Linked DNA regions of Homo sapiens: region 2 is linked to region 1. Evidence: chromatin loops called from intact Hi-C (ENCODE). Cell type or tissue: ovary. All regions are shown on one strand. Links, peaks and the distances in the headings refer to the core of each region. The heading gives the core; the rest is flanking DNA.

Region 1 (4,395 bases), core at 277-4,276:
ACCTCCAAAATCTGCTGACCAAACACAAAAATGAATCCCATTCTAAACAGTATTCTCCCAGCAGCTCTGGTTTTATCAGATCAACATTCTGAAGCACAAATTTTCTCTTTGGTCCAAAGGATTTCTCCCATAAAGGAAGAAAAAAATAGCTATTCGTAGAGAGTGTAATAAGAAATTGTCAAATTCCCCCTTAATCCCTACTAAAGCTTTAAACAGTCCATTAAATTTCTTTAAAAGCAAAAAAAAAAAAAAAAGAGTACAAATATCACAAAATTTGACATTTTTGTAATAATACTTTGGTTGTTGTTTGGTGACGGCGGTGATGGCAGTGATATTATTCATTTGGAGGGAATTAATGACTTCTTACACATGACATAGCCAGAAAAGTTACAGAGCTCAACCACACATCAATGGTGGGGTCAGACTTTGCGGTAATGAGCAGGATGTCAAAGAAAGGGTGGGGAATTTCTCACATTATTTAACATCACATTATTTTATAAGTAAGACTTACCAACTTATGATTAAAGATACATGGCAGAGATTTTACAATTAAAAACCGATGATGAGCTACCATGATAATATTTCCTTGAGGTTGGGCACAGTGGCTCACATCTGTAATTCCAGCACTTTGGAAGGCAGAGGCATGAAGACCGCTTGAGCCCAGTAGTTTGAGACTAACTTGGACAACAAAGTCAGACTCTGCCTTTACAAAAAATTTAAACATTAGACAGGCATGGTGTCATGCTCTTGTAGTCCCAGTTATTCTGGAGACTGAGGCGGTAGGATCTCCTGAGCCCAACAGCTAAAGGCTGCAATAAGCTATGATGGCACTGCCACACTCCAGCCTGGGTGACAGAGCTAGACCCTGTCTTAAAAAAAAAGAAAATATTTTATTGACTCAATACACTTTTTACAGAAGGACCTCTCAAACATCTTAAGCTTCAAGATTCCTTAGATTCTTAAAAATTATTAAAGAGTCAAAGAACATGGGTTATAGCTTATCAGTACTTACTGTATTTAAAAATAAAAAAATTTCTGGCTGGGTGCGGTGGCTCATGCCTGTAATCCCAGCACTTTGGGAGACTGAGGCGGGCGGATCACGAGGTCAAGAGATCGAGACCATCCTGGCCAACATGGTGAAACCCCGTCTCTACTAAAAATACAAAAATTAGCTGGGCATGGTGGCTCGTGCCTGTAGTCCCAGCTACTCAGGAGGCTGAGGCAGGAGAATTGCTTGAACCGGGGAAGTGGAGGTGAAAGTGAAATTGCGCCACTGCACTCCAGCCTGGCGACAGAGTGAGACTCCATCTCAAAAAATAATAATAATAAAAATAAAAAAATAAATTTTTTTGTAATTTATGAATTCATTAATAACAGTAATAAACCCACTACATGCTCGTGTTAACATAAATAATTATAACAAATAACTATAATTTTTAGAACGAACATAATGTAGGAAATGAGTAACACTTTTATTTCTGCAAATCTCTTTTACTTCTGGCTTAATAAGAAAACAGATTCCCATATCTACTTCTGCTTCTGTATTCAATCTGTTGAGCTATATCACACATCATTTAGCCTTTTGTGGAATGCACTGTACACTCCTGAGAGAATGACAGTGAAAAAAAGCAAATGACGTCTTGGTATCATTATGAAAACAGTTCAACCCTACAGACCCCTGGACCATAGTTAAGAATGGCTGGTCTCTGAGATGAAGTCGACAAGCTGCACAGATGGCTCCAGGTGCCCTCTCTTTTAGACACAATCATTTAAATAAAAAGTATGCTCCCGAAACAGCACAATGACTAGAGATTTTAAGGCACAAATTCATTTAGATGTCAGATACTATTAAAAAAGATTTCATTATTATTTATACAACCAAACACTCCAGACATTCCAGTAGAGAGCAGAAGTTACACAAGAAGAAAAATCTAAATAGGAAGCTCTCATTGTCAAATTTAAGGTATCTTTCCAAAAACTGAGCTCAGGATATAAAAGAAATATTTAAAGCTTGATTCAAACAAGTATTTGTCTACATTAAAAAGGTATACTACTTTAAAACAACGGTGAACCCTTGAAGCTGAAAGCATGCAGAAAATAATAACCTAGATAATTTCCGCTATTCCAGGCAACTTTCTGGCCATTTCAAAAATGATACTGCTTCCTACCTGAGAAAACTGGCATCATTAAACAAAACCTTTAAGAAAAAGAAAGATATTAGCTTACAATGTTAACTGAATCATATCTTTTATAATGACTAATATACCTAATTTATGTGAATCTAGCAATATTCCGCCCTCTCCTGGTGATATGCTTTTTGTACCACTGCTGTCTGAATTAAACCCTGAGTGTAGAGTTGGTAACACAGTAAAGTAATTTTTAGCAACACAAATATTTGCACTTTTAAGAAGCACTAGAGACACAGTTTTAGAAATTACTGACTCAAAAGTTGGCCTGCATAATAGGAATCCAAGTACAGCCAGCAACTTACCAATAAACAAATTCAAATAGTTGGATAAGAAAAGGGAAAATCAGCAGGAACACTAAAAAATTATATTTTCCTGGTTTACGTAAATCAGTCTGTCTTATCTTAAATATCTTAATTATTTCTTCTCTTCCTTTAACTTAAACCAAAACAAAGACGGTAACCTTTAATACTAGTTAGTCTATTTATAACCGTTCCATCTACAAACATTTTTCTAATACAAACATGCCCTGATAGCTTATCTTGGTGCACATGCCAGACAACAAAGGCCCACTGGCCTGCTGGAGAGGAGAAATGGAAAGCAGGAAATGAGAAGCCTTAGTTAATCTCCAAATAATCGATCAGTGTATTCAGTCAAGTGTGAGCTGAGCTGGGAAAATGCTGCTTTAAAAAAGAAAGAAAGAAAATCAAAGAGCATGTGACTGGAGCCACAATTCATTTTAAAATAGGGTAATTTTTGTCAAAAAGATTCTGCATCACGTTCAAGCACCAACAACAACATACGGAAATGTTCATATCTTCTGCAGTAAGACCCCTTCCTTTAAAATCTCTTGTCATCTTTTTTCAAAAACAAGTTCCAACTTTTGGGCTTTGTTTCTTATTTCAGTTTATCTTAATTATTGAGGTATAATTTACATACACACAATAAAATTAACTTATTTTGTTTCTACTAGTTTTGACAAATGTATAGAGTTGTGTAACCTCCACCAAAATCAAGATAGGCAACATTCCCATTACCACAAAAAGACCAACTTCCATTACAGAATCAACATTTGCTGTGATGAAAAGGCTTTGGGTGCCAGTGTTGCCAGAAAAGCAACATTCTAATCTAACTTCCTTCCTCCATTTTAGCACACAGAGAAGTTAATATGGAGAAAAACAATTCAGAGTCTGCTGTGACTCTTCTATCTATTGCTAGAGAATACTACAGACAGGAATCCCATGATCTTTAAATCAAGTAATCGGCTAGATAAAACTTCTGGGCTAAGAGGTAATATGGTCTCAGGAAATTCCTAGAACATACAACAGTTTTAGCGACAAGTGATATAAAAATAAACAAAAATAATTTCAAATTAGATCTGAGATATACTTTCCTCAAACTATATAAGGAATATTTATTGGGCATCTGCTAGGCACCAGACACTGTTCTGGAGATGGTTGCTGAGTATATAGAAGTGGGAAAAACAGGAAGTCCCAGTCCTGGTAGAACTTCCATTCCAATGGAGGAGAAGACCCCTTACCAATTCCCCCAACCCTCTCCTCTAAAATGTCCAATAACGGTTAAGTGCTTTTAGAAAGTTATGATGAATGAAATCTGCCACTTAGTAACCATAAATCCTAGGCAAGTAACATTTATTTACACTGTTATTTAATCTCTTTGGATATTATTTTCCTTAAAATTAGTGGTCTTCTCAAAAGTACTTCAGGATAGCAGGAAAAACTGTATTGTGACCTGATATGTCATATACAGAGACAGGTTTAAATAACCCTAATGATTCCATACACCAGTTTCTCTACCTACAGGACCTAGGAGGAAACCTAAATGTCTTGCTTGCTTGCTATCCTGAGCGTGTTCATGAAAACTCCCAAAGGTGGCTCTACTTTCTTGCTTTATCTTTCTTATTTTTCTTTTTAAAGTTTTATTATGAAATATTTGACAGGCAGAAAGGTATAAAAATAACAGAACCATCTGTACCAAACATACCTAAAGCAACAAAAACATTATCGAACCTAAAGAAGCTGCCTGTGGAACCTGCCTACAGCCCAGAGGTAACCACCACCTTGAATTCACTGATCATTCCCATCCAGTACTTCATGCTTTTACTTAATATATATATATAACTAAAAATACATAAGGTATTATTTTGCATGTTTTTATACTGTACATAAATGACACTAGACTCTTTGAG
Region 2 (4,395 bases), core at 113-4,112, 260 kb after region 1:
CGGCTTATTTTTGTATTTTTAGTAGAAACAGGGTTTCACCATGTTGGCCAGGCCGATCTCGAACTCCTGACCTCTGGTGATCTGCCCGCCTAGGCCTCCCAAAGTACTGGGATTACAGGTGTGAGCCACTGCACCTGGCCTAAAGTTTTTTGTTTTTGTTTTTGTTTTCCTGGGCACAGTGGCTTAATGCCTGTAATCCTAGCACTTTGGAAGGTCGAGGCAGGCAGACTGCTTGAGCCCAGCAGTCTAAGACCAGCCTGGGCAACATGGCAAAAACTCATCTCTACAAAAAACAAAAAAATACAAAAAATTGGCGACATGTGGTGGTGCACACCTGTAATCCCAGCTACCCAGGAGGCTGAGGTGGGAGGATCACCTGAGCTAGGGAGGTCAAGGCTGCAGTGAGATGAGATTGTGCCATTGTACATCAGCCCGGGTGACGGAGTGAGATGCTGTCTCAAAATAAAATAAAATAAAATAAAATAACGCTGGGCGTAGTGGCTCATGGCTGTAATCCTAGCGCTTTGGGAGGCTGAGGCAGGCAGGTTGCCTAAGCTCAGGACATCGAGACCAGCCTGGGCAACACAGTGAAACCCTGTCTCTACTAAAATACAAAAAATTAGCCAGGTGTGGCAGCGTGCGACTCTAGTCCCAGCTACACGAGAGGCTGAGACAGGAGAATTGCTTGAACTCAAGAGGCGGAGGTTGCAGTGAGCCGAGATGGTGCCACTGCACTCCAGCCTGGGCAACAGAGTGAGACTCTGTCTCCAAAAAAATAAATAAATAAAAAATTAAAATTAAAAAAGTTTTTAAGAGAGATGAAAAATGACATTGGTCAGAAATTCAGAAATACATGAAGAAAGGAGGAACATTAGAGAAGGAATAAGTGAAGATAAAATAATCTTACATGAAGTGACACAAAAAAATCTAAGGAATAAATATATGTTGAAGGAGAAAGTTAACACACAAAAAGACATTTATAGAATGGCACCATTCATATGAATTATAAAAACATACTAAACAGGCTGGGCGTGGTGGCTCACACCTGTAATCCCAGCACTTTGGGAGGCAGAGGCAGGCAGATCACGAGGTCAAGAGATCGAGACCATCCTGGCAAACACAGTGAAACCCCGTCTCTACTAAAAATATTTTTTAAAAAAATTAGCCAGGCATGGTGGCAGGCACCTGTAGTCCCAGCTACTCAGAAGGCTGAGGCAGGAGAATGGTATGAACCTGGGAGGTGGAGCTTGCAGTGAGCCGAGATCGCGCCACTGCACTCCAGCCTGGGGGACAGATCAAGACTCCATCTCAAAAAAAAAAAAAACATACTAAACAATGCCATATGTACTCTATGGATATATATAAGTACACACATCTTCTCTAAGAAGAGTGAAACCAACTTCAGGATCAGTTACCTCTGGGGAGGGTGGCAGGAAGGCAATGTGAGAAGAATCTTTTTTTTTTTTTTTTTTTGAGACAGTCTTGCCCTGTCTCAATGGCACAATCTCGGCTCACTGCAAACTCCACCTCCTGGGTTCAAGTGATTCTCCTGTCTCAGGCTCCCAAGTAGCTGGGACTACAGGCACACGACACCACACCTAGCTAATTTTTGTATTTTTAGTAGAGATAGGGTTTCACCATATTGGTCAGGCTGGTCTCGAACTCCTGACCTGAGGTGATCCACCCACCTCAGCCTCCCAAAGTGCTGGGATTACAGGCGTGAGCCACTGTGCCTGGCCGAGAAGAATCTTTTGGCTGTAGTTGTAATATCTTATTTATTTATTTTTTGAGATGGAGTCTCGCTCTGTCACCCAGGCTAGAGTGCAGTGGCACGATCTTGGCTCACTGCAAACTCCGCCTCCCAGGTTCAAGGAATTCTCCTGCCTCAGCCTCCCGAGTAGCTGGACTACAGGCATGTGCCACCATGCCCGGCTAACTTTTTATTTTTAGTAGAGATGAGGGTTCACCATCTTGGCCAGGCTGGTCTCAAACTCCTGACCTTGTGATCCGCCCGCCTCAGCCTCCCAAAGTGCTGGGATTTCAGGCGTGAGCCACCACGCCCAGCCTTATTTATTATTTTTGAGACAGTGTCTCACTCTGTCACCCAGGCTGGGGTGCAGTGGTGCAATCTCATTTCAGTGCAGCCTCACCTAACTGGCTCAGGTGATCCTCTCACCTCAGCCTCCTGGGTAGCTGGGATTACAGGCATGCACCACCACACCCAGCCATATTTTATTTATTTAGAAACTATCTCAGGCTGGGCACAGTGACTCATGCCTGTAATCCCAGCATTTTGAGAGGTGGAGGTGGGCAGATTGCTTGAGCTCAGGAGTTCGAGACCAGCCTGGGCAACATAGAAACCCCATCTCTACAAAAAATAGAAAAACTAGGCCGGGTGCGGTGGCTCACGCCTGTAATCCCGGCACTTTGGGAGGCCAAGACAGGTGGATCACCTGAGGTCAGGAGTTTGAGACCAGCCTGACCAACATGGTGAAACCCCATCTCTACTAAAAATACAAAATTAGCAAGGCATGGTGGTGGGTGCCTGTAGTCCCAGCTACTTGGGAGGCTGAGGCAGGAGAATCACTTGAACCTGGGAGGCGGAGGTTGCAGTGAGCTGAGATCGTGCCATTGCACTACAGCCTAGGTGACAAGAGCAAAACTCCATCTCAAAAACAAAAAAAAAAATTTTTTTTTAATTAGCCGTGTGTGGTGGTACACGCCTGTGATCTCAGCTACTCGGGAGGTAGACGTGGGAAGATCTCTTGAGCCCAGGAGTTTAAGGCTGAAGTGAGCCATGATCTTACCACTGAGCTCCAGCCTGGGAGACAGAGTAAAAAAAAGAGTGTCGTCCACGTTTATTTTTAAATTTTTTCTTTTTTTTTGAGACGGAGTTTCACTCTTGTTGCCCGGGCTAGAGTGGAATGGCGCGATCTCAGCTCACTGCAGCCTCCACCTCCTGGGTTCAAGTGATTCTCTTGCCTCAGCCTCCTGAGTAGCTGGGATTATAGGCACCCACCGCCACCCCCAGCTAATTTTTTGTATTTTCAGTAGAAATGGGGTTTCATCATGTTGGCCAGGCTAGTCTCAAACTCCTGACCTCAGGTGATCCACCCACCTCGGCCTCCTGAACTGCTGGGATTATTGGCGTGAGCCACCAAGCCTGGCCTTTAAATTTTTTTTTAACAGACAGGGTCTCACTGTGTTGTTGAGGCTTGAGTGGTGCACATTTTAAGAAAAAAAGGCGTAAGTAACTTTGTTTCCCAACGTCTAAGGCAAGGTTTCTGATTCTGATTCCAGGGATTCCTCAAGTGCCCATAAACCCCTGGAAATTATGTAAAAGGAATGCGAGGGTGTCTATGTATATCTGTGTATGTGTGTGCACACGGGTGTCAGCACGTGACATGCACATTTTTTGGGGAGTTAGAGCCACAGCACTTGATGGGGTTTCAAAGGGAGTCCATGTCTCAGAAGATGGCTACAAACCACTGCTCTGAAGGCAAGGTCATCCAGGGAATGGCTGCTTAGAGCTTTCCTCTCTCCACGGTGTGCGGACTTGGGAATCTGGCCGCTCCTTTTTCTGCTCACAGGCTGTCTTTCTGCATGCTTTCCACTGATGCGAGGGTGGGGACTTCTCTCAGCCCGAACCGTTTGCTCCACTGTCTCATGACATGAAAACAAATGTGCACGAAACAGCCCATTCATTAAAAGAATCATGCGAAGAATGACCTCCGCCTGCAGTAGTCATCAAATAACAGAATAATTCAGGGCTGGAGGGGTAGGGAGGGGACATCAAGATGCAGAGATCTCATTTGTCTTTTCATTCTGGCAGTTTGGCTCAGAATGACCAAATGTTCATAGAAATATGAACCCTGTAACGACGGCATTTAAAACTCCAAATATTTTAATCCTTGAACATATATGGGATGCATTGTGTTGGACTAACTTCAGATCTGGGTAACTAAAGATTTCTCTAATTGGAAATAAATAGTAAAAGAAATTATATTTGAGACCAGGTGCGGTGGCTCACACCTGTAATCCCAGCACTTTGGGAGGCCAAAGTGGGCAGATCACTTGAAGTCAGGAGTTTGAGACCAGCCTGGCCAACATGGTGAAACCCCATCTCTACTAAAAATACAAAAATTAGCAGGGCGTGGTGGCGGGTGCCTGTAGTCCCAGCTACTCAGGAGGCTGAGGCAGGACAATCACTCGAACATGGGAGGCAGAGGTTGCAGTGAGCCGAGAATGTGCCTTCACTCCAGCCTGGGCAACAGAGCAAGACTCTGTCTCAAAAAAAAAAAAAAAAGAAAAAAGAAAGAAAGAAATTATATTTGAGAAAAATACAATCTGGTCTTTTTCCCTCCAACCATCTAAAGTTCAATACTGTGATAGCCA

The links. Peaks named below come from ENCODE experiments on the same cell type or tissue, not always from the same donor. Only the 100,000 strongest peaks of a DNase experiment are listed, where the experiment ranks them.
Region 2: a loop joins it to region 1, with 3 times the contacts of the local background. A loop is called at or near these places in 60 of 110 quality-filtered maps.

What each region holds. Positions count from the first base shown.
Region 1 is chr1:8,569,020-8,573,414 of GRCh38, forward strand. All of the region lies in intron 4 of RERE (arginine-glutamic acid dipeptide repeats), which reads right to left. Among named protein-coding and RNA genes, the nearest start is that of SNORD128, 76 kb to the left of the region's middle. In ovary, for the core only: a CTCF peak has its summit at 2,306 (motif pointing left); no DNase peak of the experiment used is centred there; H3K27ac peaks cover 2,052 bases.
Region 2 is chr1:8,832,779-8,837,173 of GRCh38, forward strand. No RefSeq gene overlaps it. Among named protein-coding and RNA genes, the nearest start is that of RERE, 17 kb to the left of the region's middle. In ovary, for the core only: no CTCF peak of the experiment used is centred there; no DNase peak of the experiment used is centred there.